Linked DNA regions of Homo sapiens: region 2 is linked to region 1. A link is an interaction called in ENCODE POLR2A ChIA-PET data of the cell type or tissue named here. Cell type or tissue: IMR-90. All regions are shown on one strand. Links, peaks and the distances in the headings refer to the core of each region. The heading gives the core; the rest is flanking DNA. Region 1 overlaps PEDS1-UBE2V1 (PEDS1-UBE2V1 readthrough). Region 2 has its middle 5.4 kb from the start of LINC01271.

Region 1 (4,398 bases), core at 151-4,150:
AGAAATATTGGGAATCCTAAAATTTTATGTTGATTCAATTGATTAAAGTGCTAGAGGACCAAAACATATGTTAGAGTATTCTTGGGTTTTCTCATCTGTTGTGCTTCTGTTCTTTGGCATATGTACGTTTAATTTTTTAATATATTCACTAAAATGTTTTGTTTAATGTACCGTGATTTTGAATTTAAACTCTATTTAGGATAGGATGAGCTTTTCGCTTGTCACTGATACATCCTGAAGTCTGCAGGATCTCTGAATTCCAACCATATTTGGACTTATGTCCCTGGAGTAGACCCTGAATTCTATAACTAGGGTGTGATTAGGCCATTTGGAATTAAATGCTCTTTTGTTTTGTAGAAAATATTGATGTAACTTTGTATGCAGTTTTTAAATGGTTTGAAATATTAGTAACTTGCTTTCATACATACTTTATGAAACAAAGTTCATTTTATAGTGAAGAATTCTTTGACTTATGTGATTTGGGTGAGAAACCAGTTTTCCCTTATTTTAAAAAAAATGGTAAGTTTTCCTAAAATTCTCATTTATTAAAAATAAAACTAGGCTGGGTGTGGTGGCTCATGCCTGTAATCCCAGCACTTTGGGAGGCTGAGGCAGGTGGATCACTTGAGGTCAGGAGTCTGAGACCAGCCTGGCCAACATGGTGAAACCCCGTCTCTACTAAACATATGAGAATTAACTGGGTGTCGTGGCGCGTGCCTGTAATCCCAGCCACTCGGGAGGCTGAGGCGGGAGAATCGCTTGAACCCAGAAGGTGAAGGTTGAAGTGAGCCGAGATTGCGCCATTGCACTCCAGCCTGGGTGACAGAGTGAGACTCCATCTCTAAAAATAAATTAGAAATGGTTACCAAATTTTACTTATCTCAAAATAAAAAACCTTAGGTATGTTAATTTTTTTTTTTTTTTTTTTTTTGTGCCAGAGTCTCACTGTCGCCCTGGCTGGAGTGCAGTGGCGCAATCTCGGCTCACTGCAGGCTCCGCCCCCTGGGGTTCACGCCATTCTCTTGCCTCAGCCTCCCGAGTAGCTGGGACTACAGGCAGCCGCCACCTTGCCCGGCTAATTTTTTGTATTTTTAGTAGAGACGGGGTTTCACCGTGTTAGCCAGGATGGTCTCGATCTCCTGACCTCGTGATCCGCCCGCCTCGGCCTCCCAAAGTGCTGGGATTATAGGCGTGAGCCACCGCGCCCAGCCAGGTATGTTAATTATATGGCAACAGTGTCCAATATTTTGGACCCAGTAGATTAGAGTTTACAATAGGAAATACTGCCTTTTTTTTTTTTTTTTTTGAGACGGAGTCTGGCCCTATTGCCAGGCTGGAGTGCCGTGGCGCGATCTCGGCTCACTGTAACCTCCGCCTCCCAGGTTCAAGCAATTCTCCTGCCTCAGCCTCTCGAGTAGCTGGGATTACAGGCGCGCACCACCACGCCCAGCTAATTTTTGTATTTTTAGTAGAGACAGGGTTTCACCACGTTGGCCAGGATGATCTCGATCTCCTGACCTCGTGATCCGCCTGTCTCAGCCTTCCAAAGTGCTGGGATTACAGGCATGAGCCACCACGCCTGGCCTGATACTGCCATTTCTTCAACCAGCAAACATTTATTGATATTGAGTATCATTATATGCCAGACAGCATACCAGATTCTGGGGAGGCGGGATTGAATGAGTCACAGCTCTGACTTGAGAAACTTAGAGAGTGAGTCAGACAATAAAAAAGGAAGAAAATCAAATGTAAAGAAAACATACCACACATGCCTGTGTGGAAGTAAAGGTGTTTGGGACCGGGACCGGGGTCTCTGAGAGGGCCTCTCCTGACTGCCTGGCTTCTAATTAAGCTTTATAGCTTTTAAAATTATTATAGTCAGGCCGGGTGCAATGGCTGATGCCTGTAATCCCAGCACCTTGGGAGGCCAAGGCGGGCAGATCACTTGAGGCCAGGAGTTTGAGACCAGCCTAGCCAACATGGTAAAACCCCGTCTCTACTGAAAATGCAAAAATTAGCTGGGCGTGGTGGCAGGCGCCTGTAATCCCAGCTACTTGGGAGGCTGAGGTGCAAGAAACACTTCAACACAGGAGACCGAGGTTGCAGCGAGCCAAAATCACACCACTGCACTCCAGCCTGGGTAACAGAGTGGGACTCTGCCTCTTAATATATAACTGTTCTTAGGCTTTAAAATTCATACTAAGCCCCTTTAATAATCCTTATAATGTTAGACTCCCAGATAATGGTGCTGTGAATGTTTCTCTCTTGTATTTTCAAAAATAAACCAGATTAGAATTTTGTGACATTGAGCGTTGTTCATTCTGAAATACTGTTCCTAGCTAATACCTAGTCATTCATTAATTCTTTCAATAAGTATTTGGGTGCTTACTCTAGAGGGCAAAACACCCTGACACATTGGAGATTCAGCAGTGAACAAAACAGATGAAGTTTTACTCTCATGGAGCTTATGTTCAGATGGGAGACAGACAAGAAACAACCAATAAAGTGAAAATGAATATATTTACAATGTCGAGTGGCAATGAGTACTATGAAGAAAAATAAGGCAAGATAAGGGAATGGACAGTTAGACCCTTGGTTGAGGACAAGGGAACCAGTCAGCCATTCACAGCTCTGGGACAGAGAATTCCAGGGTGAGGGACTCACAAATACAAAGGCGGGATGTAAGGATGCCTCTTCAGAAACTTAGAGAAGGACTGGTGTAGCTGGAGGAGGATGGGGGAGCAAGGCAGAGTGGCACAAAATGATGTTGGCGAAGCAGGTGGGGCTCTCTCGGCCAGGTGACAAGTTTGGGTGGATTGCGGGTGCAACGGGAGGCCAAGAGTAGGCTTCTGGTAGGAGAGCGAGGGCACCTAGTTTACCTTTAAGAGGATCGTCGGCCGAGCACGGTGGCTCACACCTGTAATCCCAGCACTTTGGGAAGCTGAGGCCAGCGGATCACCTGAGGTCGGGAGTTCGAGACCAGCCTGACCAACATGGAAAAACCCCGTCTCTACTAAAAATACAAAATTAGTCAGGCATGGTAGCGCATGTGGGAGGTAATATATCCATTACTCTGACCTGTCTTTTAAAAACAGAGTGGTAGACCAGGTATCCTTACGTTAGTGATTCTGGGTCATGACACCCCAAGATCATTGGTGAGAGTACAATGAACATGCAAGGATGCATACAAGGTTGCTTTTGTGTTTGTTTTTTAGAAAATGAGGTTTGCAGACCTTTTGTCCTTTTTTACTCGATTTAAAAAATTTTCAACAGGTATTTATCTGAAGTACTGGGTACAGGCCAGTTTTTTTGTTTTTTGTTGTTGTTGTTTTTTGAACTACCACCACAGTCATGCAAATGAATATGAGCTGTTGAATTAATTACCCTATCTTCTACATCTCTTCTACTTCCCATCACGCAGGCCTATAAGAAGTTTGATGCCACATGTTCGGTCACAGTGTTTGCTCTAGGCAAATGCTTCTGGCTCTATATCCTGAGACGTTAGCAGTAGCACACCCCAAAGCTGATCATTACCTAGGAGACTTGGATATGCCTTATCTCTTGCCCTACTCTGAGCCTTTTGCAGCTCCCCCCGATTACCCTTAAGGTAAAGTCCAGTAGTAACATGGCTCCAACCTCTTCATCTTTTGTCAGATTTCAGAGAAGGCTGTGAGCCCTCAAAGGCTAAGTAACAGTGTCCTCTGGTAGGTTCTGTTTCTCGTGCTTTGATATGGTTTTATTTCATTGCCCTTTGTGTATATCTTGTTTCCACACTGACACCTTAGACTGTGTTAGGGAGACCCCAGTTTTTATTTTGTTCATAGCCCCTAGATTGTCTAGCAAAGTGCTGGATAGGTATTGGATAACTATCACACTGAGAGAAGGTGTGTGTGCCTATATGTTACTGATAATTTATGTATAGGGAAATTTTGACAAGCAGGTAAAAAGCCAAGCAAACTTTTTTTCACTGTGGTCCTGAAATGTGTAAAATTTTTTTTTTTTTTTTTTTTTTTTTGCTTATAAATGTGAAGTCCAGTTCTATACACATTAAACATCATGAGAATTGCTTGAACCTAGGAGGCAGAGGTTGCAGTGAGCTGAGATTGCGTCATTGCACTCCAGCCTAGGGAACAAGAGCGAGACTTTGTCTCAAAAAAAAAAAAAAAAAAAGTTCTTTGAGGTCTTCAATGATTTTGAGAGTATAAAGCATTCTTGAGAGCAAAAGGTTTGAGAACTGCTGTTCAAATGAAATAAATGTTTATTGTAATTGTTCAGTAGATAGCAGTTATAGATATTTATATGTATATCACAACTCCTAGTTGCAATACAGATAGATATTGGCCAGTCCAAAGTTTTTCATTTATTAAACTGTTTCTGGTGCTGGCTTTACAACTTGAG
Region 2 (4,398 bases), core at 281-4,280, 220 kb before region 1:
ACACCTTCCTCCCTGGCCACTGTTATATAATTAGGTAAAACAGCAGTGGTAGCTTCTATTGATCCTCAACTCAGAGGCAAAGTGTACAGAGCCCTCAGATGCCCCTCAGTGGGGATACTGGCCTTGGCTGGCAGGGCAAGGCTGGCACAAGCCTGGGGGCTGGGTCTCCAATGTTTGGCTCTGATCATAAGGGGATTTCTGTGGGGGAGTGCAGATAGAGCCCTTTGAGCAGCTCAGAGGCCTCCTTCCTGTACAGGCAGCTCTGCACCAGCACACAGCTGGATTCTCGTTCAGTTATACCACGTCCAGTGCTGTGGCCTTGAGTTGTGTGTATCCCTCTCTGAGCCTCGGTTTCCAAGTCAGAAGCTTGCTTGGGTTCTCATCCCAGCTCATCTGGTCCATTCCTGCCTCAGGACCTGATATGATTTGGCTGTGTCCCCATCCATATCTCATCTTGATTTGTAGCTCCCATAATCCCCATGTGTAGTGGGAGGGATTCCGTGGGAGGTAATTGAATCATGGGGTTGGGTCTTTCCCATTCGGTTCTCATGATAGTGAATAAGTCTCAAGAGAGCTGATGGTTTTATAAAGGGCAGTTCCCCTGCAATGATCTCTTGCCTGCCACCATGTAAGACGTGCCTTTTCTCCTCCTTCACCTTCTGCCATGATTGTGAGGCCTCCCCAGACCTATAAGTGGAACTGTAAGTCCATTAAAGTTCTTTTTCTTTGTAAATTACCAAATCTTGGGTATGTCTTTATTAGCAGTGTGAGAATGGACTAATACAGGACCTTTGCATGTACCGAGTTGGTCCCCACTCTTCCAGCTCCTTGTCCTCTTTCAGTGTGCTCTTCCAGCTCCTTCTCCTCTTTCAGGGCTCAGCTCAAATATCACTGCAGGGAGGCCTTCCCTGACTTCCCACACCAACATAACCCTGTCCCCATTCATACTGTGCCCCTGCACATGGCTTGCTTGCTTTCAGAATACTCCTGAACACTTTCTGAAATCATCTGCTATTTCCCTGTTTGCTTCTTTATTGCCTGTCTTCTCGACTATGATGTCAGCTCCACCAAGATAGAGACTGGATCTGTCTTATCCAGTGTCTCCAACAACTATTGCAAAGTAGGTGCTCAGTAAATATTTGCTGAATGAATAATGGGGACTTAACGACTCCTTTGGTTTTCTTTTAAAAGTTTTGCCACTTAAATATTAATTTTAATTATACAATTAACCCATTATTATATTCTTAAAAATATTTTTTACAGTTACAGCTTGTAGTTAAAATCCCCTTTGATGTCCATCCTGGACATTCCCCAAGGGGGTCATGTAATGAGTTTAGCATCCTTCCATATTTACTTCTGTGCACTTACAATGAAATGTCTACCACTGTTGTTGGTAGTGTGTGCATGTGTGTGAGTGTGCATGTATGTTCACAGTAGATTAGATAGAGCTAAGAGTTGAGAGCAACATAAACAGCTCTGGGTAATTGTGGTAGTTAAATTTTACGTGTCAACTTGACCAGGTTACAGTGTCCAGTTGTTTGGTCAAACATGAGTCTAGATGTTGCTATAAAGATATTCTGTGCTGGGCTGGTGGCTTACACCTGTAATCCCAGCACTTTGAGAGGCCAAGGCGGGCGGATCATGAGGTCAGGAGTTCGAGACCAACCTGGCCAACATAGTGAAACCCCATCTCTACTAAAAATACAAAAAAAAAATTTGCCAGGCATGGTGGCAGGCACCTGTAGTCCCAGCTACTTGGGAGGCTGAGGCAGGAGAATCACTTGAACCTGAGGGGCGGAGGTTGCAGTGAGCTGAGATTGCACCACTGCATTCCAACCTGGGCAACCCAGCAAGACTCTGTCTCAAAAAAAAAAAAAAAAAAAAAAAAGATATTCTGAGCCACGCATGGTGGCTCACACCTGTAATCTCAACACTTTGGGAGGTCAAGGAAGGCAGATCACTTGAGTCAGGAAGTCGAGACCAGCCTGGCCAACATGGCGAAACCCCATCTCTACTAAAAACACCAAAAAATTAGCCCGGCATGGTGGGGGACGCCTGTAATCCCAGCTACTCGGGAGGCTGAGGCATGAGAATCACTTGAACCCGGGAAGTGGGGGTTACAGGGAGCTGAGATTGCACCACTGCATTCCAACCTGGGCAACAGAGTGAGACTCCATCTCAAAAAAATAAATAAATAAATACAAATAAAAATAAAAGATATTTTGTAGATGGGCTCGATAATGTGTGTGGGCCTCATTCAATCAGTTCAAGGCCTTGAGAGCAAAATCCAAGTTTTTGGTAGAAGGAATTCTGCCTTAAGTGTGTATCATAGAAGTCTTGCCTGAGTCCCCAGTCTGCCGGCTTGCCCTACAAATTTCACATTTGCCAGCTTCTACAATTGCATGAGTCAATCCCTTTAAAAATTGAATTAAATATAAATAGATATACACACACGCATCCTGTTAGGTTTTGTTTCTCTGGAAAGCCCTGGCTGATACAGTAATTTAAACAGAGAAGCAGTCTATTCAAAGTACTTTATGAGGGGAAGAACAATCAATCCAATAAACAAAAATGGCCAAGACTCGAGTAGGCATTTCACAAAAGGGGATACCCAAAGGATCAATAAACACACAGAGGTGATCAACATCCTTGCTCAGCAGGGAAATGCAAATGAAAACTTTGATGAGATAACCACTGTACACCCACTAGAATGGCTAAAATGAAAAATATGGAAAATACCAAGAGTGGATGAAAATACGGAGCATTTAGAAAAAACCCTCATACATGACTGGTAGAAATGCAAAATGGTGCAAGCACTTCAGAAGACACTGGCAACTTAATAAGGTGAAACATACACTTGCCATAAGACCCAATGAGAGGACTACACTCAATAGTAGTGCAGACAGATTTTCACCAAGAAGGACACATATAAATATTCATAGCAGCCCTATTCATAAATCTCCCCTAACTAGAAAGTACCCAAATGTCCATCAGTAGAAGAATGAATGAAAGAACAGAGACACACTCAGACACTGCTCCAACTATGGAATTTTGCCTAACAATGAGAATGAAAGATCTGCAACCACACTCAACAGCATGGGTGAATCTCAAAGACTTGAACATTAAGGGAAAGAGGCCAGACACAAACAAGCACACATCATTTGATTCCATTTATATAAAGCACTAGAAATAGACACAACTCGCCTTGGTTAGCCTCGGGGAAGTCGTGACTGGAAGAGGGCATTAAGGGAAGCTTAAGGGAACTGGAATATTCTGTTTCTTGATGAAGGGCTGGTTACACAAGTGTACTCACTTATGAAGGCTCATGAAGTTATCGCTTACGACCTATGCATTTTTCTCTATGTGTGCTATACTTCAGTGAAAGTTCAAAATAAAATAAGGGATTTGAGGAGCCTGGGAGGATTGCAGAACCAGGCTTAAGGTCAGCAGGGACAGTACCCCAAATCACACACAACACTGGATCGGTGGGCCCTCTCTGCTGCCCCTGAACTATCCCTGCTTCCAGGTCTCAGTGAGCACGTCTGATCGGTGGCACCTGGGTCACGTGACCACCCCCTAGCTGCAAGGGATGCTTGGAAGAGTGAGCACCTAGCAGGTTCAACATCAGTGATGGAGGTGTGCAGACTGTGCTTCAAAAGATGGGGAGCCTCAGACCACTGCAGGGTGTTTAACCCTTCCTCAACTGATGGATATTTAGGTTGCTCCCAGTGACCATCTTGACCATACTCCCTGTGCCTGTGTGTGGATGTTTCACTAAGGGAGATGCCACATCAAGGAACTGCAGTGTTTCCCCCAAAAATGTGAACTTACAGTTTTACTGGCTACTGTGAAAATTGTCTTCCGGAGAGGCTGTTTCAATTTACACTGCCACCGGCAGTATATCGGTGTGACCGTTTCCCAGTCTCCTTAACACTTTACATCACCAATCTCATTCATGTCAACCTGAGGCATGGGAAATGTTCTCGCATTGTTGTTTTAATTTGCATTTGCCTGATTACCAGCATGGTTGAACATCTTTCATGTTTATTTGCCATCTGTATTTTATGTAAATTGCCTATTCACATCCACTACCCATTATTCTAGTGGGTTTGTGGTTTTTTTCTTATTGTTCTGCAGGAACTCTTTATATATTGTGGAAATAAATTCATTGTCTACATTTATGTTTCAAATATTTTTACCTAGGTTACCATTTGTCTTTTAACTCTGGAGTGGCCACATACTGTTTTACCCAGGCTCACAACTTTTCTGAGGTTGGGAAATGAACACTGATGGGAAGAAGGTGGGGATAACGGGGAAAAGGGATCTTTCTGACACTACTCCGTTCTCTTCCCACTAGCCCTGAGTACATTTTGTAATACCCCTCCCATATCATCCTTT

Evidence for each region. Peaks named below come from ENCODE experiments on the same cell type or tissue, not always from the same donor. Only the 100,000 strongest peaks of a DNase experiment are listed, where the experiment ranks them.
Region 2: POLR2A ChIA-PET joins it to region 1 with 12 read pairs; 4 of 35 experiments call an interaction of 5 or more read pairs at or near these places.

The regions. Positions count from the first base shown.
Region 1 is chr20:50,101,189-50,105,586 of GRCh38, reverse strand. The region is part of intron 5 of PEDS1-UBE2V1 (PEDS1-UBE2V1 readthrough); the gene reads left to right. All of the region lies in intron 1 of UBE2V1 (ubiquitin conjugating enzyme E2 V1), which reads left to right. Among named protein-coding and RNA genes, the nearest start is that of UBE2V1, 9.8 kb to the left of the region's middle. In IMR-90, for the core only: no CTCF peak of the experiment used is centred there; a DNase peak (open chromatin) is centred at 1,676; H3K27ac peaks cover 533 bases.
Region 2 is chr20:50,324,576-50,328,973 of GRCh38, reverse strand. No RefSeq gene overlaps it. Among named protein-coding and RNA genes, the nearest start is that of LINC01271, 5.4 kb to the right of the region's middle. In IMR-90, for the core only: no CTCF peak of the experiment used is centred there; no DNase peak of the experiment used is centred there.